Regions from separate parts of the Homo sapiens genome. Here regions 1 and 2 are each linked to region 3. A link is a loop called in an ENCODE intact Hi-C map of the cell type or tissue named here. Cell type or tissue: heart left ventricle. All regions are shown on one strand. Links, peaks and the distances in the headings refer to the core of each region. The heading gives the core; the rest is flanking DNA.

Region 1 (7,818 bases), core at 2,517-6,516, 94 kb before region 3:
AAATCACTGATTCATAGAAAGAGTTCCTTTAAAAAAACAAAGCAAAGGAAGGAAAAACAAAATCATATGAGATTTATTCTACATTATAACACAAGACAGGGTTTAAAGGCAGAGGACACTTGTTTCACAGGGAATGCATAAAAGGAATCCCTCCCTGAAGAATTCCTTAAGCTGGGAAATACTGATGAACTGTATGCATGTAGCATCTTATCTTTTTCTTGCATTCAGAGACATGATATCCGTTCAAAGAAACATCTATTTCTTTTTTGCAAATCTCTAGGGGTGTCAATTAAACTGGGACTGGGACCAGCAAGTAAGGGAAGTTGTCTGTAAGCATTTATCATCAAGCTCTATGCTTTGCTGGAGGAGCCAGCTGTCTTAAATAACCATCCCCTCCCTGGGGCCACAAGTCTGGGCAAGAATGCTACTCATGTCAGAAACTCATGTCATAAGATTAGATTTGAATGGAAAAGCAAAGGGAATGCAGTCTCTTTTCTCCAGCTGGGACTGATTATTCCCTTCCCAACAAGGAGGCTGTTATTTAGCCTGAGAAGAAGAGCCTCCTTACTTCTTGGATATTTTCCAATCCATCTTGGCACCTGAATGAATACCCTGCCTTACCACAGCATTAAGGCCTCTCAGCCCCTCTCCGGGAAGATGTTTTGGTACATTATTTCTCCATTATTATGAACAGAAGTCACCCTTGGATTCTCATGGTGTGGCAAGGAAACTTGGGAACGTAGGCAGGTGGATATGGCCTGATTGAATATCAAGGGTGGAGGCTTAGGTAGGTCACCATGAGCTTGCAGCAGCTCAGGAAAGTTAGGAAGACACCCAGCACCTGGAGACCGTATCTTTCTCGCTCTTACACCCAGAGCACTCAGCACTGTGCCTGCGCCTGTGCCGTAGGCACTCAGGGAATATTTAGTGATGGGTGAGTGGATGAATAGCACAGAGGCAGGGACTCCAGGCTCAGGGCTCATAGTATTAGATTCATGGCGGAAGGACAGCTTTTACTACAAGGATAGGCATGGAGATGGCTATGGAAAACCATGGGGCTTAGGCAGAGAACAGATGTGATGAGACAAGAGGGAGGCATGACAGCACAGAAGCAAGGATTCGAACATTAGTGGGATCCCAAACGTAAATAAATGTTACTTCCGCAATAAATTCCAGCCACCTATCTTCTTCTGCCATAGCTGGTTGCCTCGGGCAACTTACACGATTTAAAGATACTCTGGCTTACAGCACAGGCAAAGATAAATGGGAGCCCGTGTAGACCTCAGTGCAGGAGCTCTATTATGGACAGAAGAATAGGCCAAGAGTTAGGAAGGAGCACGGTACAGAGAGGGGAGAGAGGGCTTCTCCAATGCCAAGAGGCAGGGCCACTTCCACCTTACTAAAGCATGAAGACACGCCAAAATGAGCTACAGGAATCAAGACATATTCTACAGTAAGTGCAACACATTATTTAAGCTCACAGAAATTACAACTGTATACATTCATTACATGATCATTTTTCAAGACTAAATATGAAACCGTCAAAACTGTGAGGCCTGGGACAAAGACTCACCAAGTCCTTCCTCCACCACCTCCACCGGTTGACAACAAGCCCTGGCAGGGGACCAAAGAGGGGCTCCTTCATCTGGGTGAAGGACAGCCCTCACTTGCATTTCTCACGTGTTCTGCCTTAGTCTGTCGTGAGTCCCAATTCTCCGACCCATGGAAATACCCATTTCATTCCCCTCCAGCCACAGGAGAAAGACTGGCTCAAACACCCAGAAATTAGTTCCCTCCTGAATCTGGAGACCACAATTGCTGGTTCTGTTCAGCGTATGGTTGTTTTCTTCAGTACTTCCTAAATGGTTTGTGGAAAGTCAGCCAGCACTCTCACAGGTAACCGTCCTTGGTTGAAATCTCCCTGGGCTAAATAGTCCCACCAACACAGGAATTTGCTGAACAAAGCTTTATATATATATAAATATATATAGATAAATATATATAAATATATATAGATAAATTATAAATATATATAAATATATATAAATTATAAATATATATAAAATATACATAAATTATATATATATAAAAAATATAAATATATAAATATATATAAATATATATATAAATATATAAATATATATAAATATATATATAAATATATAAATATATATAAATATATATATATATATATATATTTTTTTTTTTTTTTGCGACGGAGTCTCACTCCATCACCCAGGCTGGAGTGCCATGTTGTGATCTCGGCTCACTGCAACCTCTGCCTCCCAGGTTCAAGTGATTCTCCTGCCTCAGCCTCCTGAGTAGCTGGGATTACAGGGGCACATCACCACCACCTGGCTAATTTTTGTATTTTCAGTGGATACAGGGTTTCACCATGTTGGTCAGGCTGGTCTTGAACTCCTGACCTCAGGTGATCCACCTGCCTCAGCCTCCCAAAGTGCTGGGATTAGAGGTGTGAGCCACCGCGCCCAGCCTAATGTATTTTTTTAAGTACCGTCTTCACTTAAAACATTATTTTGTGATTTATTCAGAAAAGTGGGACTCTGAAATTACTACATTCAGTAGTCTTGAACTCCTGACCTCGTGATCCGCCTGCCTCGGCCTCCTAAAGTGCTGGGATTACAGGTGTGAGCCACTGTGCCCGGCCTCAGGTCCCCTTCTTAAACGAAGCGTGGCCGCAAACACAAAAGTAGCTCACGGTTGCATGAATTTTCAAAAGCAGTCCCCGCTTCTGACAAACATTAGTCTGGGAGTGGCATGGAAGGCACGTTGTGAAAGAAGTGGATGGGACTATTATATAAAACAAGAAGCACTGCCTCTATACTCTTCCTGACTTAGGAGACCACCTTGGGAATATCAATGCTGACAAGCAGCAGCTTCATAAGAGAGGTCTGACAATGAGAACAGATTCCAACACTTCCTTCCTGGACAAACAGGATGCCGCATGGCTACTCAGTAGGGGAAGTGCTACGTACATCAAAGAGGGCAGAAAGGATGTCCAGAAACTGGCTCTGTGGGTGTGCACATGCGTCTGTGCCTGTGTGTGGTGAGTCCATGAGGGAAGCAGTTTTATCTGAGTAGTGGTGACTGCCATTCCCGGAGTTCATTTCCTGGGTATCACTAAAGTGCGGTGTCTGAGGACTGCTACTGTTAGCAATTCATGTTTTGATATACCCTCCTTCTTTGCCTTCAGTACAGTGGGATTAATAATCATGGAAGATTCATAACCCCTTCGACTTCATAGGAGTTCAGCAATCCTTCCCTCTTAAATCATCAAAATCGTTGTCAAATAAATAATTTGAATATTACTCTCATCACTGCCATGAGCTGTTCATGTAATAAAGCCCCTTCTGCTCCTTTTGTTTGAATTGGCTTGGCTCTCTTTTCTCTCCCAACCTCATCCAGGAGCAGCACTCCTATTAAAATTCATGAAGTTTCCCCCAATGCAAGTGTCTGATTGCAGCTGTCAGTTTCCCAGTTCAAGGATTTTCATACTGCCTGAGAGGACAATGCAAGGCACTCACTGCTAAGGAAATAGGTCAAGCTCAATTTTTCTATTTCAGTTCTGCTGCCAAAAGTGGAGACTTTTCCTTCTAGAAAAAACACATCCTTGTGGGTAGGCTCAGCACTTCAAAGGAGGTGAAGAGGGCACATTTCTTTCCTTCACCAGAGGGAGCTGCCATGGCTTCATCACACGACACCTCAGAATTCCTTAGGAGCCTTTATTCCATCTCTGGTGACACTCTGAAAGAGCAGTTCTGTCTGCTCTTTGTCTTATTATGCTTCACAGACATCGAGACACCAAACAACCCAGACCACAAGAAGAGGGAAAGTGAAGACAAGGCATCCAACACCAAAAAGATACTCAATGTCCAAAAGTCAGAGACTATCCTGTCGAGTCGGCTGGTTTTTTGCATCCCATGCTACCACTGCAGAGTGACGGGCAGGAGAGTGAAGGGCACTAGGTCTGCTGCACACCATAGCCCAGATCCATCTCCCTCACCCCACCTCTGCCCTTCCCCTAACTCCCATACATGTTACACCCCTCTACTTTTAGCAAAAACTGTGGAAATGATTTGTAAGAGGGAAGGAGAACAGAAGATCCTTGGATCCTCAGAAAGTCAACAGAATTCAGAACTAGTGCTAAATTACTAAATAAAACTAGAAGAGACCTAGCATTCACATGAGGCCTACCCCATTTCTAAAGATGTAGAAACAGAAACTTGGAGAAATTAAGTGGATTCTCTAAGACACAAATGTAGTACAGGGTTAAGAAGCAGCCAAGTCTCCTGACTTCTAGGTGTTCCTCTACTCCATTCCTACGACAAGGAAAGGGTAGAGATGGATAATTGAACACCCTTGGATCTAGCAAAATTTTTTGTACTGCCAGGCAAAGATGAGAAAGAGCAAGGTATCCCCCCCCCCCCCAAAAAAAAAAAGAACACTCTCTAGAGTGAGGAGAACTGCATGTTTAGTAGCCTTGAGAAAGTTATCAACTATTCTGGGTCTCACTTCCCTCATAAAACTAGGGGTTTGTGGGTCCATGATCTATGGATTTCTTTTTTTTTTTTTTTTTTTTTTGAGACGGAGTCTTGCTCTGTTGCCCCAGGCTGGAGTGCAGTGGCGCAATCTCGGCTCACTGCAAGCTCCGCCTCCCGGGTTCACGCCATTCTCCTGCCTCAGCCTCCTGAGTAGCTAAGACTACAGGCGCCCGCCATGATGCCCGGCTAATTTTTTTTTTGTATTTTTCGTAGAGATGGGGTTTCGCCATGTTAGCCAGGATGGTCTCAATCTCCTGACCTCGTAATCCACCCGCCTCGGCCTCCCAAAGTGCTGGGATTACAGGCGTGAGCCACCGTGCCTGGCCAGGATTTCTTTAGTCATACAGGCCACACTGCCAAATATAGGTTTGCTGAGAGCTGCTGCATATGGGCACAAAGAAAATTTAAAAAGGATGAATAAGAGAGGGGCTCTTTCATCAAAGAGCATTTCCATTTCTTTCCTATTATCTACTAGGTTAAGCCAAGTCTTCAAGCATGTGGAACAAATGACTCAGAACAAACTATGTTACTCAACTCAATAACTACCGTGTACAAAGCTCAAAGCTAGGCACTGGAGGAGCAACAACTAAAAAGAGCTTGAACAAACTGACAATCTCTTTAAGCAGAACATAAGAGACACGCAGATGAGAAGGCAATAATTTAACAACATTATTAAGTCATATTCTGGACATGTCACAAGATGCACGCATTTGTCAATTTATCTTTTACCCAGTCAGATGAGAGAGTGGCTGGGAGGACCCTGAAAAAGCTTCCTTAGAAAAGAAGTGGAATGAGTAGACCAGCCAGTGTGAGGGATTCAAGTATAATCACGGAAGAACTAAGAGCATGGACAATGGAAGTTGTGGTAATGCTATTTGACACTATTTCCAAGCACAAATTTTATGCGGTAGCCAATGTTTGGTTTTCTTAAACTCTCCTCTCCTCCTACCCTCAACCTAAGTCCTCAAGTTCTGCTACCTCAAGGTTGAGTTCAACTCATATTCTCCAAGAAGGCCCACTCCAGTTAACACTACAATCCCTCAACCCCGACATTTGCTTTCTGCATTAAATATGCTGAATTTTAATTTTGACCTTTTTCTAAATGAACAGCTGCAGCAAAGCCCAACTTTTAATTGAACTTAGTCAACTAAAATTAATTTTTTTTTTGAGACGGAGTCTCGCTCTGTCGCCCAGGCTGGAGTGCAGTGGCGCGATATCTGCTCACTGGAAGCTCCGCCTCCCAGGTTCACACCATTCTCCCGCCTCAGCCTCCCAAGTAGCTGGCACTACAGGTTTCCACTACCACGCCCAGCTAATTTTTTTGTATTTTTAGTAGAGATGGGGTTTCACCATGTTAGCCAGGATGGTCTCAATCTCCTGACCTCATGATTCACCCGCCTCGGCCTCCCAAAGTGCTGGGATTACAGGCGTGAGCCACCGCGCCCAGCCAACTAAATCATCTCTATTTTATGTGGGTATGTCTGAAATCAGTAAGACTGGAAATTCCTTAAGAGAGATTCAGACAATACAGATTTCTGAGTCATAGACTTAGAAGTTACCATTGAAATCATTTAATCCAAATTCACTCAGTTTATAGGGATGCTACCTATAGAAGACCAAATAAATTAAGAATGTATGCTGAGGGCATTGTGAATCTGGCCACTGCAGAAGCGAAAGTGCAATTTCTGAAACTGGGCAGAATTTTTTTTTTCAGTGACTGTTACTTTAATTTCTGCAGTAATCACTTTTATACAAGAAAGCTCAATTTAGATGTCTCCATTATCAAAAGCACTTAATTTTACATGGATTGCCTCTAAACTTATGGTATGTCAGAGTCATGTTGTACAGGTTTTTTTCCAAGAATGAAGGATCAAATAAATACCAAGATTCTGGTCTTTGTTCAGCCTCTAAATGATGATGAAAATGTGGTCAGGTAACTCAGCCTCTTAATATTGCAGTTCCAATTTCCCCCTAGGGGAAAGGAAGATATCAGACCAAGTAAACTATAAAGAACTTCCCCAGCTGTAATGTTCTATTTTTCATTTCCCAGTATCAGAGGGAATATCTTCTATGAACCTCGCTACTCGCACTGCAAATGTATATCCTCCTCGTTTCCCCTACTGTTTCTAGCATAATTTTGAAAATGTTTAGCTTGTTGTGAACTGGAGTGAGCTCAATTTTCCTCACAGTTGTGGTACTCAGGAAAACACTTCTACTGCTTTTCCCCTCCCACCTTATCCTCGCCCCAGCTAAATATCAACAGGGTTATTTCCTTTATCTTTTTCTTTCTTTTAAAAAAAAACTGGCCGGGCATGGTGGCTCATGCCTATAATCCCAGAACTTTGGGAAGCTGAGGTGGGTGGATCATCTGAGGTCAGGAGTTCAAAACCAGCCTGGCCAACATGGTGAAACCATGTCTATAGTAAAAATACAAACATCAGCCAGACATGGTGGTAATCCCAGCCACTCGGGAGGCTGAGGCAGGAGACTCGCTTGAACCCAGGTGGTAGAAGTTGCAGTGAGTCAAGATCATGCCACTGTACTCCAAGCCTGGGTGTCAGAGTGAGACTCTGTCTCAAGAAAATAAATAAATAAAAATTTAAAAACTACTTGCATCTAGGGTTGGTTAGATAAAATACTGGATACCTAGTTAAATCTGAATTTCAGATAAGCAACAGATCATTTTTTAGTATAAGTACATCCTGTTAAATAAATTTGGCCTGCGGCTGTTCTGTATTTTAAGTCCCTACTTCAGGAATTATAACCTAACTTAACTGAAAGCCTAACTTAGGTGTACTGTATACTTTTGTAACAATTAGCTGTCTGTCAATCACAGGCCACCAATGGATTAGATCATGATCAAATAAAGCCAATGCCCAGCTGTAACCAATAAAACTGTTTCTGTACCCTACTTCTATTTCTATCCATAAATGCTGTGTGCCCACACTGCAGAGTAGAGCTCTCTGAACCACACTTTTTTTTTTTTTTTTTGAGACGGAGTTTCACTCTTGTCACCCAGCTGGAGTGCAATGGTGCGATCTTGGCTCACTGCAACCTCCATCTCCCAGGTTCAACCGATTCTCCTGCCTCAGCCTCCTGAGTAGCTAGGATTACAGGTGCCTGCCACCACACTGGCTACTTTCATATTTTTAGTAGAGAAGGGGTTTCACCATGTTGGCCAGGCTGGTCTAGAACTGCTGACCTCAGGTGATCCAACCGCCTCAGCTTCCCAAAGTGCTGGGATTACAGGCGTGAG
Region 2 (7,818 bases), core at 2,517-6,516, 68 kb after region 3:
CTGTAGCCCCTTTGTTTTGGCCAATTCCTCCCATTTGGAATGAGCACATTTATCCAATGCCCGCAAACCCCATTGTGTCTTAGAAGTAACTAACTTGCTTTTGATATTACAGGCTCCTAGGTGGGAGGGACTTGCTTTGTCTCAGATGCAACTTTGGACTCGAACTTTTGGGTTAATGCTGGAATGAGTTAAGACTTTGGGGGATGGTTGGGAAGGCATGATTGTGTTTTGAAATGTATAAAGGACATGAGATTTGGGAGGGGCCAGGGATGGAATGATATGGTTTGGCTGTGTCCCCAACCCAAATCTCATCCTGAATTGTAATCCCCAGGTGTTGAGGGAGAGACCTGGTGGGAGGTGACTGGATCATGGGAACAGTTTCTGCCATGCTGTTCTCGTGATAGTGAGTGAGTTCTCAAGAGATCTGACGGTTTTATGAGACAGTTTTCCCCGTTCTTGCTAGCTCTCTCTTTCCAGCCACAATACGAAGAAGGTCTTTGCTTCCCGTTCGCCTTCCGCCATGATTGTAAGTTTCCTGAGGCCTCCCAGCCATGGGGAACTATGAGTCAATTAAACCTCTTTTCTTTATAAATTACCCAGTCTCAGGCAGTTCTTTGTAGCAGTGTGAACACAGGCTAATACTTCATGTATTTCGGTTTTGAGGATATCTTTAATGACATGAAGTTGTCAGCATGTTTTCCGAGAATGAGAAACTTAAAAGCAGTTTCTCTCAAGAATTAGAGGGACTTCACTTGAAAGTCGGAAAAAAAATGTTTTAAAAAGTGATACATTTATTATGTGCCAGGAACTCTTCCAAGCACTTTGCAGGGATCAGTTAATTTATTTCTCACACTAGCTCTAAGTTGTAGTGCTATTATTACCCCTGTTTTTATAGTTAAAGAAACTGAGGTATAGAAAAGTTAAGTATCATGTACAAGATAATATCCCCAACATCTGGACATATGTTTTCAATTCACTTTCACAAGCCTGGGGGTGCTATATCAACTATGCTTGTACCAAAGTCACATGAACTGAGACTGTAATTGAATAAGGCACTTAAGTAGTACCTCTGCATAGAGGCTACTCTCAATGAAATTCTGATTATTTTTTCTCTCTTAAGGTGGAAGCCCTTGCAAAACTTAACCTTAATAGCTTATCAACAGTTTCCCCTCAACATTGACACTGAAGTTAACAAGTTGTTTATTAAGGAGCTTTTGGAGTCAAGTATCAGAAATTTCCATAGTGCCTGGAATATCCTATTTGTTAAAAAATCAGATTACAGTTTCTAGAATTCCAAGAATTATATCTAATGTTGTTTGTGATATTAACATGGTAATAGCAGAAAGTGAACTTACAGAAAGTTTTTATTTCAATATAGTGATAGAGGAAAAATATATTTCTTAGGCAACTATAAAAATGACCCTGGTCATCATCCTACTGAAGATAGAACATGGAAAACCCATGATGTTCTTTGTAAAAAAAGAAACGCTTCCAAGCTTCTAGGATTATTTGGTTTCTAACATTTTTTTCTTCTTCTTCAAAATGTGTCATTTTTGTCACACGTTCTAGAAAGACCCTCTGTGGTGTTGGGCTTCCAGTAGAAGAGCATTGTTCATAGTCTCAAGTTAGTATTCATTTCTGAGTCAGAAATGGTACATTATGATGAGCATGAACCTGTTTCTTATTACTGCTGCTCTCCCAGCAGAGATAGAGAAGTACTAAGGCACAAAATGTGAGAGGCATTGAGTTCTCAATTGCTTCCTAATCAAAACCAGTGTCATCCATAGAACATAAGGCCAACAAAGAAATCCTTGCTGTTATCAGCAGGGCCAAGAAGTTCTACAATCACTTCTGTATTCACGCTTTTAATTTTGTATTTATCACATGCCTCTTTGGTGATCCTTTTATAAGGATAATCCCATGCCCTACATTAGGTCACTGCGTAAGGAGCTCTGGAGTCTTTTGTTAAGTGCATACATCCTTGAGCTTATTTATGAGCTGGAGAGAATTACTTTAAATGCTGATGTCCTAATCCTTTTGCCATAAGTGAACTTGGATTGTGCTTTACTATACTGGCTGGGAATTCTGACATTTTATAACTCCCCTGACTCACTTTGTCCAGATGACTAAATAGATGATGGTAGGTTTTTCAGATCACCTCTATCTTACACTGAATGTGGATGGCGTGCCTGAGAAATCTAAATAACCAAATGTATAAGTTATATGCTCCAAATAGATGCCTTGTGTGGGAAAATTACATTGTTTCTCAGTGCCTATGAGGGTTCAATAACTGTTGACTAAGTGTATCTAAGAGGGAATCTTCACATTACCCTAGTAATATGATAAGATGTATATCAAGACATTATTTCCTTGAGCATTGGCTAGAATCTACATCTGGTAGCCTGGCTTTGAGTCAGATTTTAAAATGGATGGTAAACCAATGTAGCTCATCTATGTAATAAATATTTATCAAGTACCCAATATATGCCAGGCTACTTAATATAAGTCATCAATGTATTAATTTTAAGTAGTAAGAGACCAGAGTCTTTTGATTATTGCAGGAAAAGGGCTTTACTGAATTTTGGTATATACCTAATTAAAAATACACAAAATACTGCGAGTTTCATCTCAAACCTATGGAATAAAACCGAATAGCTTTGAGGTAGGCATGTCAGACACTTTTATTATTCTTTATATTTTATCCCAGTTTAATCATCCTCAAGTAAATAGTCATACAAAGTATAGCACGGTTTCTTAAGGTAGGTCTTAAATTGAACTTATTAGGTCTTTTTTGTTTTGTTCAGCATTTCCCCATAAGTTCACTAATAGGATCTAGTATGACCATCCTGGGTTTAAATTCTGGCTCTGTCACCTAACCTGGGGTAACCACTTAAACTTCCTGAGCCTCAGTTTCTTTATCTATGAAATGGTTAAAAATAAGTTTATTACTCTTAGGCCGCAAGTAATGTACAGAAGTTGTTGGGAATTTATTAAAATAATAGGCAACTTTTAACTGGGTCTTAAAAGATGATTAAATTTTTAAAAATGTACTAATCAACACACATGCAAACACACACATACACACACACAAAGGTAATAGACTTTCTCTAGGTAAAGAAGAAGGAGAAGAACATTCAGGTGGTGGAAATGTCACATGTTATGTAAGAGAAGAGTATAATATTTAAAACTATAGGCTTGACATGCTGGCTCACGCCTGTAATCCCAGCACTTTGGGAGGTGGAGGCGGGTGGATTACCTGAGGTCAGGAGTTCAAGACCAGCCTGGCAAACATGGCGAAACCCCATCTCTACTAAAAATACAAAAATTAGCCAGGCACAGTGGTGCACACCTGTAATCCCAGCTACTCGGGAGGCTGAGGCAGAATTGCTTGAACCCGGGAGGCGGAGGTTGCAGTGAGCCGAGATGGTGCCACTGCACTCTAGCCTGGGTGACAAAGTGAGACTCCATCTCAAAACAAAAACAAAAACAAAAAACCTATACTTTAGGGGTCAACTGGTGACCCCTAATTTGGATTATGCACACCTAAGGGGCATGTACACTGCCATTTAGTCACAAGCCTATACTCTAAGGGTATAGAGAAAAAGCTTTAGCTATTTTTAATCTCTCTTCATTACTATAGGCTTAAAATACATGTATATTATTAGTTTCATGCTAGTTATATCGACTTTCATTGGTGAAATTAGTGGCTAGCTAATTAGTCACTAATTAGCCATTCAAGATATTAGAAATGGGCTTTCAGTAGTTATATTAGTGGTGTTCAAGGTATGTAGTTTGGTGAATATATTTTTGAGACACTCCTATCTTGCATGATTAGGTATAGAAATTTAGCAAGGTCTCTGTCTCTTACTCTTAAGAATGGCATATCAGATGTAACCCTCAATCAGTTCTGGGTGTAAGGGCTTATTCTCTGATTCTTGGTTGCCAGAATTGGAGTAAATACAGTATATTCAGTATACACAATATATTCAGTTAGCTGAATCCTGCTACCAGAATGTTGTTTCACATGCCTCTGGTGAGGTATTATGGACAAAATCTCAAACTGCACTGAAGTTCAAGTTAAATATGCTGTTTCACTCTTATGTCTGCTTGCTAATTAATGTCTGTTGTGGAAGAATTTGGTATGAGTCTTACTTTAATTATAACCAAGAAGCCAGGTTGTGGGGTAGTAGGTAACTCTCACCTACTTCAAATGTTTTCTGGGGCTATCATTAGCTACCAAAAAGCACCAGACTAGGTTAGCTTGGGTCTAATGTGAATGAGCTTGGAGCCAACTAAAAAGGCACAGAGCATGAGCGCTCAGGGAACAGCCAGCAGTTTAGAATGCTTGGAGTCTGGGAACATTGTATGCAGGGAGAAAGGTAGTACGGAATGAATTTAGAAAATAAGTTTGGGGCCACCTGGTGGAAGAGATGTGTGTTTCGGTCTCATAAGTGTATTCACAAAGGAAGGAGTCAGGTTTTTTAGAAGGTGAGTTCCATACTTCAGACTTGCTCTCTGGCTGCCATGTGGAGGGAGAGAGCGCCGTTAGACTAGGGTTTAGTAAACGATGACCTGAAGGACAAACCTTGCCTGCTGTCTGTTGTGGTACAGCCTGTGAACTAAGAACGGTGCTTGCATTTTTAAGTGGGGGGATTAAAAAAGAAGAAAACTATTTCATGCCATGTAAAAATTATATGAAATTCAATCTCTATGTCTATATATTAAGTCTTGTTGTTGGATTACAGCCATGCCCATTCCCTGTCCATTACTGCTTTAGCTCTGCAACCGGGGAGTTGAATAATCACAGGAACAGGATGGCTCTCAAAGCCTAAAATGTTTGCTGTCTGACCCTTTACAGAAAAAGGTCACCAGTCCTTCTGTTAGACCAGGATTGCCATAGCCCATGCAAGAAGTGAGAGAACAGGTGGTGAAGGAGTGGGGCAGGGACTTCCCTGGGTAGAATTATTTAATATAAGAATTAGATTGAATTTTGGTGGTGAGGGAGTGCCTGATGACTCCTCATCCTCCTCGTTTGTCTTGTGACGCTATAAAATGAGGAAGCATATTCGGGAGAAGAAATAATTTGGTGAGAGAGGAGAGGTAGACATTAATTTGGGCTGGGCTTATTGAATCTGAGCTACCTGTGGAAAATCTAAGTAGAGGAATCTCATATGTATGTCTTGAGGGATGTTGGGACTGGAGAATTGAGGTTTATTCATTTCAGGTCCTATTTGAAAGTCAGATCTTTTAAGGTTAGGCAGAGGAAGACAAGCCAGAGAAGGAAGAGAACTGGAGGAGAACACTGTTTTAAATAGAAATCAAAGATTAAGAGCTCTTGCTTCAAGAAAGGAATGACTAATAGTGTCAAATGCTGCAGAGTTCAAATGAGCTGAATATTACACTCAGCAAATGGCCGGTTATTGGCAGGATTAAGCAGTTTTGCTAAAGTTGAGGATTGCCTGCTTAGCAATTCCACTTGATCTCATGGCTACCTCAAGTCAACATATTCTAATTGGAACTCATCGCTTTTCTGATTCTGACACCCTACCACTGAAATCAGTGTTTCCTGTCTTGGGGATGACACTGTCATTTATCCAACTGTCAAGCCAGAAACCTGGGGGTCAGGCTGGACATGTGGTTATCCTTCACCCCAGATAGCTAACCAATTACTAAGTCACATTGATTCTATCTTCTTAATATGTCTTCAACATGCCCAGGACTCTATTTCCACTGTCATCCCTAGAATGCAGTTATAGAGTCTCTCTGCTGGACTCCTATAACAGTGTCTTAACTGTTCTTTCCCATCTGTCCTCCTCTCTCCTAATTTATTCTCTACTTAACGGCCAGAGAGATCTTTTTTTTTTTTTTTTTCCACACAGAGTTTCATTCTTGTCGCCCAGCCCAGAATACAATGGTACAATCCTGGCTCACTGCAACCTTCGCCTCCTGAATTCAAGTGATCCTCCTGCCGCAGCCTCCCAAGTAGCTGAGATTCCAGGCACATGCCACCACGCCTGGCTAATTTTGTATTTTTAGTAGAGACAGGGTTTCACCATGTTGGTCAGCCTGGTCTTAAACTCCTGACCTCAAGTGATCCACTCACCTCGGCCTCCTCAAGTGTTGGGATTACAGGCATGAGCCACTGCGCCCAGCCAGGAGATCCTTTTAAAAGCAGTGTGATCAGGTCCCATCCCTGCTTAAAGTCATTTTCCTACCACCCTAAAAGTAAAGAACAAATCCTCAGTGTGGCTCACTGGGTGTCCCACAAACATCATTTTGTACCATTTCCCCCTGAGTCTCTACAGTAAAGTCACACCAGCCCTCTTCCAGTTCCTTGAAAACACATTTCCTTCTACTTCAGGGACTTCCCATCCATTAATCATTTAGCTTGGAACATTTTCCCCACTTCCCCTTTGTGTAGTTAATACTTAGGAACTCTTTGCCTATTAGTTTATGTCACATCGTCTGCAGGGAATCCTCCAATTTCCCAGTCTAGTCTTGTCTTCTTATGCACTCTCACAGCTCTGGAGCTTCTTTTCTACTGAGAAGCGAAGGTATTGTCTAATATCTGTTTTCTCTTCTTGAAATCAGGAGCTGTGTCACCCGCCTCACCTCTGTGGCTCCAGTGTCAGGGTCAAGCAGTGCCTTTTCACTCAATGATTCCTTGTGGAATGGACGTGTAGCAAGAATGCAGAAATGGAGAGTTCTGTATGTTTTGGTCCCATAAGTTTTCTATAAGTTTGGATTCCAAAGGGAAGGAGAACAACTTAATAATAGCAAAAGTAGATTCAAAATAGCAAATAAATTCAAAATAAAGGTTTTTTTTTTTTTAAATAGATGGGGAAGACTTGAATCTATTCTAGAGTAAAGGAATTCAAAAGGAAGAGAAGTGAAGTTCTGAGAGAGATGGAGTGAGGGGTAACTGGAGAAGCAGGGAGGGGGGGGAACGTAGAGGTCAGCTGGAAGGTGCAGCCCTGGGAAAGAGGAGAGAGCTGCCTCCTGATGCTCAGGGAAGTGCATAAGAATTAGGGTCACAATGGATAATTGTGAACATATTATGAAGACATTTGGAAGCAATTAATACTTGGGCTCAGTTTTCTCCTAGAAGTGGGAAGCTGTTATGGATTGAATTGTGTTCCCCAAAAAGATTTGATAAAAGTCTAAACTTCTGGTAACTATGAATGTGACCTAATTTAGACATAGGGTCTAGGTGTAACTTCATAAGGTCATTTCGGTGGGACCTAATCCAATACAACCTTATAAAAAGAGGAAAATGCCATGTGATGATAGAGGCAGGGACTGGAGTCATGCAGCTGGAAGCCAAGGAATGCCAAGGATTGACGGCCACCACCAGGAACTAGGAAGAGGTGAGACAGGATTCCACACAGTCTCTCAGGGAGCATGCCTGTGGCTATCTTGTTCTCAGACTTCCAGCCTCTAGAACCATGAGACAATAAAATTCTGTTGTTTTAAGCCATCCAGTTTAAGCTACCTTGTTATAGCAGCCCTAAGAATCGAGTACAGATTTATGGCCATTTTTTTGAGTGGTGTAGAGCATAGTGTTGTCTTGGGGACAGTGATGAAGATATAGAAAAGCCACTGTGGGAAAAGACAGAGGGAGCTGATTTAAATCTAGCTGAATATTTCCTGAACCTTTAAAGCCATGATAGGGTGATGAAATAAGAAATAGAAATTTAAAAGACCATGTGGAACAATGGAAAACAACAAGGTAAATATCATTGTTAAAGTATTAACTTTAGCTATACCGGTTGGGCACGGTGGCTCACGCCTGTAATCTCAGCACTTTGGGAGGCTGAG
Region 3 (7,818 bases), core at 2,368-6,367:
TTTTCTTACATGTCCCTGTTAACTTCATGAGGGAATGAAAGTATCATTATCAAAATAACCAAAACTCTCTCATATGCCAAAAAACAATCAGCTTATTGTTTATGAAGGGATAAAAGGTAGAAATAACAAAATGACATTTTATTTTGGAATGAGAGAGGCAGACACAGGTAGCTCTTAATGCCTTTGACTCTTGGCAAGCACTTCATCAGAGATATACACCCCATTCTGTGATTGTTATCTGGACATGTGCAGCCTCATCGATTTTCTGGAAGATGGGTTCTGGCTAGGGAATGGCAGCCCAAGCCATCATATGCTCCAACAATAACCCCTCAGATAATTAACGGGTACATACACATTTTTAAACCAGAAGAGACCTAACTTAGGTGGTCTGCCAACTTCTCATCCTAGAGAAAAGGATGCCAAGGCCAGGGAAGTGAGGTGAAATTTTTCTCAAATCTAGTCAGTAGAACTCAGGAATCCTGACTTGGTCAGGCACTTTTTCTACTGTCCTTGGTTATATCTCTTTAGGTCATCAAAACTTTATAAATATTTCAAAATGCTCAGAAGGAGAGAAGACCAAACGCTCAGAAGGAGAGAAGACACACGGAACAGAACTAAGACTAGGAATTCTGAATCAGTCCCTAATAAGAAAGCTAAAGAACAAGTCATCTGGACATTCTCTGTTGGTTATTACAGATACTGAGCTCAGCAGGCTCACAGCTTAAGACAGCTCAACTAATTTTTCCAATATTGATTAAGAGCCACAGTCCTGCCGGAAGAGGTCCCCCAACTAGTTTTAAAGAATAAACAGGATTACAGGACTGCACAGCATCAACTCAAACTTAATCCAGCAAGGATGGATAAATCAATAAATTGAAGGTGCTTGCTGGTTTAGTGTAGTGCTGGAGGAGTGCCAGCTCACACTAGAACAGCTTTTAGTCTCCAGAGACTCTCAAGGTCAAGGGCAGAAGAAAAAATAATTTGGGCCATGCAAATTTCTTTTGTCATCTGAGTTCAATGAGATTGGGGCTCTGAATGAATGTTCATATCCTACTGTTTTGAGTCATCACTTTCTATTCTTCACTCAAGACATTTCAGAAAAAAACATACCTCTTAAACTACAAGTTTCATGGGATCGAAGAAGTAGAGCCTAGTTGAACATAATGTTGTAAAATACTACCTGAGAGAGCTTTATTAAAAATAATCAACCAAAACGAAATAAAGCAGTCAATTTTGACAATGTGGTGAATATATTACAGACTTATTTTTACTAATGCAAATAACTTCACAGATAGCTGCTTAGTTCTCCTACATGAAAAATCTGAGCACACAATTTTAATTAAAAGTTGAAACTACTTACATTCTGGAATGATTGACAGTAAGCATTCGTGATTCTTTTTCTTTTTTTCTTTTCTTTTTTTTTTTTTTTTTGAGACAGAGTCTTGCTCCATCGCCCAGGCTGGAGTGCAGTGGTGTGATCTTGGCTCACTGCAACCTCCGCCTCCTGGGTTCAAGCAATTCTCCTGTCTCAGCCTCCTGAGTAGCTGGGACTGCAGGCGCCTGCCGCCACACCCGGCTAATTTTTTTTTTTTTTTTTTAAGTAGAGATGGGGTTTCACCTTGTTTGTCAGGCTGGTCTCGAACTCCTGACCTCAGGTGATCCACCCACCTCAGTCTCCCAAAGTGCTGAGATTACAGACGTGAACTATTGTACCTATATTTTCTTTAAAAAAAAAATTGCATTGCTATGGAGTATTCTACTAATTTGGGGGAAAACTGAAGAATTAAACAAAGACCCATTGTCAGAGAGAGTTCCATATGACAAAAAAAGTGTCCAAGTTTTCTTCTTTTGCAGTAATTTTATTGTATTAAAAACTTCTTCAAAGAAGTGGGCAAAGTCATAAAAAAAATTTTGGCTGTGCAACTATTTGTTATATTATTTATCATATTTTGGTATGATTTGGACTCCATAGATAATGTTTTTTCCAAATCCCCATCCACTAAAAATCAGTGAATGATTTGAAGGAAATTTGTTAAGTCAATTTGTAGTTGAAACTACAGTTGCAGAAGTAGACCCAGTGGACATGCATGCGGTGGGCGGTAAAAGACGCAATCTATACTAAGTACTCCTATTAATGGACATGCATAATGTCCATCTTATCATCTCTCCTATGAGATTCATGTTTACGTTATGTCAATTTTATGTAGTAAATCCACTGTTAAAATTTCTTTAGAGAAGGATATTAACATTGTTGACTCTTAAGAAACCATACCAGGAACAGTAGTATCCCAATGGCATGTTGAGTAACAAGTGCTTAAGCAAACAGGCATTGCCTTGATCCTGCAAATCTGATCTTGGGTCAGTCAAACAACTGGTTACTCTGTTTTAAAATAGCTAGGCAAATATTGCTTTTAAGTGTTTAACATGATTAAGAAAAGCAACAAGGCCCTTTGAACATTGTATCTTCCTTTTTTACTTATACTCCTCCAGCTATCCCCTTACCTCCTCAAGAAGCCCTTAAAACCAAAACACACAACTGACAGAATGGGTGAAGTCACAAGCACATACATATGTAGACTGAAGAGACAATTTAATTTTGGCTGGGTCGCGTTCTAGGCAGGGCAGCAAAAACTTCTGACTAAATAGACAAACTCAACGACCTTTAGTTTTCCTCCATGTGGCTCCATTAGCTCAGCAGAGGTGAATCGTAGACGAGAAAGTATATGCTGCAGGCACTGTGAGGCAAGGCATGCTGCCTAAGTTTCCTCATCTATAAAATGGGGATAATGCCTTCAGGACAGAAAAGCATGCTGAGATAATATAAGAAAAACATCTGGCTTGATGTTCAGCTTCCTCTCCCTGCCAAGCTATTGCTATGACTACATGGAATGTGCCATTTGCATTAAGAAAGATGCACAAGAGCGGACTGTATGTAAACACGCAGTCAGCACATACCTGGGTTCTGCCTGGTCTTTCTGGATGTTATTTAGAACTGGAAACAGGTTCTTAACCACTGATAATGCCTTTTCTACCTGAAAAGGATGAGGCATACGTATTGCAGGAATTCAAGGATGACCCAACATCCAGCCAAGCAGTCTCTTTGACCGAGGCATGGTTGACACAGCAGAATTACTAATTTTTAATAAGTCCCCACTGCTGAATCCAATGGCCTCTATCATTCTAATTAGGTACTCTTATTAGAGGATAAGGCTGGAGAGATTGACCTTGATTTACCTTTTTTCCAACCAAATGTGGAAAACCCTTTAGCACGGTGATTGTTAACCAGGGTCCCACATTAGAATCACCTGGGGGGGGGGCTTTTGAGACTCCAGACGCCTAACCCACACCCCAAACCCAACCAATTTAATCAGGATATCTGGGGGTTGGGGGATCAGGGTCCCATATTTTTCGAAGTCCCCAGTGTGATCCAAGATGAAGCCAAGGTTGAGACCTGCTGTCTAGGATCATCCCTCTTCACCTCAAGTAACTTCTGCTGCAAGGCAAACTAGGAAAGCCAACCTAGAGCATTTCACAACCACAGCTTCTGACAGCAGTCACAACAGGACCCCGAATACTGGAACATGACAGGAGCCTGCACCAGGGTCCACACCGAGGGTCCAACAGAGCTTATTAGTAGGGGATTACCCAGCTCCCCATGGGAGAACCATTTTCTCAAACAGTTTGCACTTCAATACAAATAAGTTCAACAATCTTAGGAGATGCCACCAGTGCCTAAATTGGCCTGACCATCAGGAAATTTTTTCCTTCTTTAAGAGACAAACCTCTTGGGAAGGAAAGTCAGTGTGTATGTGGGCACCCCACCGGCCCCCACCCCCAGCCAATCTCTAGAGAAGCAGACAGAAGCATCAATTCCCGTGCGGCTTGGAAAGCACCCCGCGGGCTCCCCGCTGCGCCGGCTCACGCCCACTGCACCTGCCGGCGCTCCGCCGCACCTGCCGTGCGGCGCCCTCCCCTCCTACCTTCCAGCAGCTCGTCCAGGCTGGTGACCTTCCGGCTGCCGTCGATGGTGTAGATAGTGCGGACACCCTGGGGCAGGTTCACGTTGTCCGACAGGGAGCGGGTGAGCTCTATGAGGAGCGCATCGAAGGACCGGAAGCGGTCGCTGGAGATGGCAAACACCAGGCCCTTGAAGTAGCGGTCCCCGTTCCGGTAGAAGCGCGCCTTCTTGGCCTTCTTCTCCGAGCTGAGGGCCTGCAGGGTCCGCGTGCGGTAGAAGCTGCAGTGGGCACTGTGCGCCGGACTGGGGATGAGCCCGTTCCCCTTGGGGCCCGAGCTGCTGCTGCCCCCGGAGGAGCTGGGGGCCCCTCTCCGCGACCCCGGCCGCGGCCTTTTGTCCCGTTCCTCAAAGTGCTCCAGCTCGATACTCCTGGTGCTGGCCATCGCGGCTGCTCCGAGGGCGTCCGCAAAAAGACGTTCCGGGCCGACTAAGGGTGCGAGCGCCGGTGCAGGGACGTCTGACTGCGAGGGCCCTTAACGCGCCGGGACACCTGGCTCTGGCATCCCGCCCTCTCCGCGCAGGTGGGGCCGAGGAGCCGCGGAGGAGCCGACCCGCCCGCGCCCTCAGCTAAAAGTGTCCGCAGCGCCGAGCTGCCCAGGTCATTGTCCAGTGCGACTTGCTCCGTGCCTCCCGCCTGCCGGGGAGCCCCACGCCCCCGCAAGCGCCTCCTCCACCCGGCCACGCCTCACAAGTCCCGCTCGGGAGCCGACCGGGAGAGGCAAAGTTGGGCCGCCCGAGGCTCGCGCTGGGCCCGCGGGCGCCCACAAAGCTCGGGCGTCTGCCGAGCGCTCCCGGGAGCGCCGAGGGGAGGAAGGAAGGAAGGGTGGGGCGGGGCGCGGAGCGTGGGAGAGGCCCCCGGGGGAGTCGCGCGGGCCCAGGCCCGGGGTGCAGCGCCGCCGCCTCGGCCGCGCCCGGATCCCGCCCGCCGGGCAGCGCGCGCCGTTCGGGGCTGAGAGGGCCGTGTCTGGCCCCTTCCTTCCCTGGAGCGCGGCCCTAGCGGGAAATAATGCAGCCCGCCTCCCACGCAGCGGTCAGGCCCGGCCCACTGGCAAGCATCCGCGCTCTGGCCTCCCTCCGCCGCCGACAGGCTGTCAGCGCTGGAGGAGGCTTCCCGGCCCCGGGGATGCCAAACCGCGGAGAAGGGGAGGAGGGGGCGGAGGAGGGGGCGGAGGAGGGGGCCGAGCGCCGGCGCGGGAGGAGCAGCTCCTGCGGGTCCCGGGCAGCCCCGCCCGCCTGACGGCTCCTGCCCGGCGCCGCGCGTTAATGGGCGCAGCCGCGACGCGCGCTCCTCCGCCTGGGAAACGTAACCGCGCAGGCCAAAAACTACAAAGGAAGGAGATTCAAGGGCAGGGAGCACATCCCCAGCCAGCATCCCAGTGAGGACCCCAGGCCAAACTACCGCAGAAATCCGAAGCCCAGCATTGACTTGGGGCACACCATTCATTTTTTTTAAAAAAGATTTGTTGCTTTATTAGAAAATCCTTTGAGAAAACAGCCTCCACTGTTTCCATTGCAGATTCGCTAATATGGTACGTTCAGTAACTTTGAATGAATGATGAGAAGTTATTGGGTGGTAGAGGGGGTTATGTAATCAACGAATATTTATCGAGAGCGTACCATGTGTCAGGCATTGTTTCTGTCACTGGGATGCCCTAACAAAGGAAAGAGAGACTCTGCACCCACTCCCCCCGCCCCGCATATTTAATGTTGTCAATTAAAGCTTCTTACCTAAGAGGCCTATCATTTGTGAGCACCCATCATAGTGGAAATCTTAATGCCGTAGTGTCTATTCAACAATAAAAACATCTTTTCCAAGACTTAAGAGAAATACTAGTTACTTGCATTTTGTTATTAGGAAAAATAAAGCTCAAATATGTTTGATCCCAATTTGGCACGTGAAACCTTAGAACATTCAACACCTGGTTTTCTGAGCAGCCCTAGACAGCAATCCAAACTGACCTTTCAGGAAGAAAGGCATAGTTGCTTTTTTTCGGGTTGAACTGAGTCCTGGAAGAGCATGAATAAAAGAAGGTAGAAGCACATGCAACGGTCTAGCATCTGTGAAGTTGGTGCGCCCCACCAAACACACGCACACACACGCATACACACCCTTCATGGCAGCTCCAGAAAGGTCTCCTGCTCGGTGCACAATACTACTCCTAAGGCAGTTCTGGGCATACACCTGGGCATACCTAACTTCCTGCGGGGTTGGGGCATGCTAGGAAGTCAGAGCTGATCTGAGGCTTCAATGTAGTTTTTCTAGAGGAAAATCCTGCAGCATCATTAGGTCCACCACCTTAAAAGGCCTCAACCTAGATCAGTTAAATCAGAATTTCTGGAGACGGGCTTCTCCAACAGTATTTTTTTAAAAGTACCCCTAAGGTATATCCAGAGTTTCCAACCACAGGCTGTAACACCAGGAATCAAATAAATCAGTGCTTCTTCTCAAACTTTAATATATTTACATGTCATAGGGGAATCTCGTTAAAATGCAGATTGCTATTCTGTAGCTCTGGGGTGGAGTTTGAGATTCTGCATTTCTGATGAGCCCCTGGGTAATGCCAATGCTGCTGGTCTTGGTACAAGACTTTGAGAAACAAGAAACTAAATTGCAAATTTATTGAGATAAGTTTCCATCTAAGTACCAGTAACTCCACAGAGCCCATCAACTTGCCTTAAGATGGCCATGTTCATTTGTATCACTGTTAGTATTTCTTAGGGGGAAAAAGACTTTGTAAACTATTGCTGTAGAAACAAATTATCCTAAACTTAATGATTTACAACAATAAACATGCATAATCTCAGCATTTTTGGCAGATCGGAAATCTGGGAGCAGTTTACCTCAAAGCCTCATGTGATTGCTGTCAAGATGTTGACAGGGGTCACAGCCATCTAAAGGCTTGACTGGGTCAAGAAGATCCATTTCCAAGACAGCCCATTCACATGAATGGTAAGGAGGCCTCAGTTCCTTGTCATGAGTACCTTTCCATAGAGTTGCTTAAGTGTCACCATGACTTGTCGGTTGGCTTCCTCTAGAGCAGGGGTGTCCAATCTTTTGGCTTCCCTGGGGCACATTGGAAGAAGAATTGTCTTGGGCCACACAGGAAATACACTAACATTAATGATGGCTGATGAGCTAAAAAAAAAAAAAAAATCACAAAATCTCATAATATTTTAAGAAAGTTTACGAATTTGCATTGGGCTGCATTCATAACTGTCCTGGGCTGTGTACAGTCCACAGGCCATGGGTTGGACAAGCTTGCTCTAGAGAAAGCATCCAAGAGAGCACAAGGTGGAAGCCACAATGTGTGTTATGATATAGCCTTGGAAGTCATACACTGTTATTCCCACAATATCCTGTAGGTTACACAAGGCAGCCCTGTTTGATGTGGGAGGAGACTACACTAGGGTGTGACTAGGAGTCAGCAATTATTGGGGTCATCTTGCAGACTGGTACCACGGGTTTCAATCTTTCAATCTTTAGAACACTAACATGCACTTCCTCACTCAAAGATCCTTGATAAGAGATTTGGCCCTTCTTAAATAGTGAGTACAATTATACAATATGCCAGTATTTTTAACTCAAGGTGGATTAAAGACTTAAATGTAAAACCCCAAACCATAAAAACCCTAGAAGAAAACCTAGGCAATATCATTCAGGACATAGGGATGAGTGAGGACTTCATGGTGAAAACACCAAAAGCAATTGCGACAAACGCCAAAATTGACAAATGGAAATAAAGAGCTTCTGCACAGCAAAAGAAACTATCACCAAAGTAAACAGTCAACCTACAGAATGG

Evidence for each region. Hi-C counts contacts between places; a loop is a spot of excess contacts. Peaks named below come from ENCODE experiments on the same cell type or tissue, not always from the same donor. Only the 100,000 strongest peaks of a DNase experiment are listed, where the experiment ranks them.
Region 1: it touches region 3 in a loop (2.8-fold over the local background); 15 of 110 quality-filtered maps call a loop at or near these places.
Region 2: it touches region 3 in a loop (3-fold over the local background); 35 of 110 quality-filtered maps call a loop at or near these places.

The regions. Positions count from the first base shown.
Region 1 is chr4:150,169,392-150,177,209 of GRCh38, reverse strand. The region is part of intron 2 of DCLK2 (doublecortin like kinase 2); the gene reads right to left. Among named protein-coding and RNA genes, the nearest start is that of DCLK2, 95 kb to the right of the region's middle. RefSeq lists an enhancer at 1-1,889. In heart left ventricle, for the core only: no CTCF peak of the experiment used is centred there; no DNase peak of the experiment used is centred there; H3K27ac peaks cover 1,340 bases.
Region 2 is chr4:150,007,312-150,015,129 of GRCh38, reverse strand. No RefSeq gene overlaps it. Among named protein-coding and RNA genes, the nearest start is that of DCLK2, 67 kb to the left of the region's middle. In heart left ventricle, for the core only: a CTCF peak has its summit at 4,421 (motif pointing left); no DNase peak of the experiment used is centred there.
Region 3 is chr4:150,075,611-150,083,428 of GRCh38, reverse strand. DCLK2 (doublecortin like kinase 2) reads right to left here and starts at 4,984. Exons shown (of 16, transcript NM_001040260.4): 1 at 3,981-4,984. The coding sequence starts at 4,401. In heart left ventricle, for the core only: CTCF peaks have their summits at 3,803 and 4,015; DNase peaks (open chromatin) are centred at 4,188 and 5,068; H3K4me3 peaks cover 3,618 bases; H3K27ac peaks cover 1,927 bases.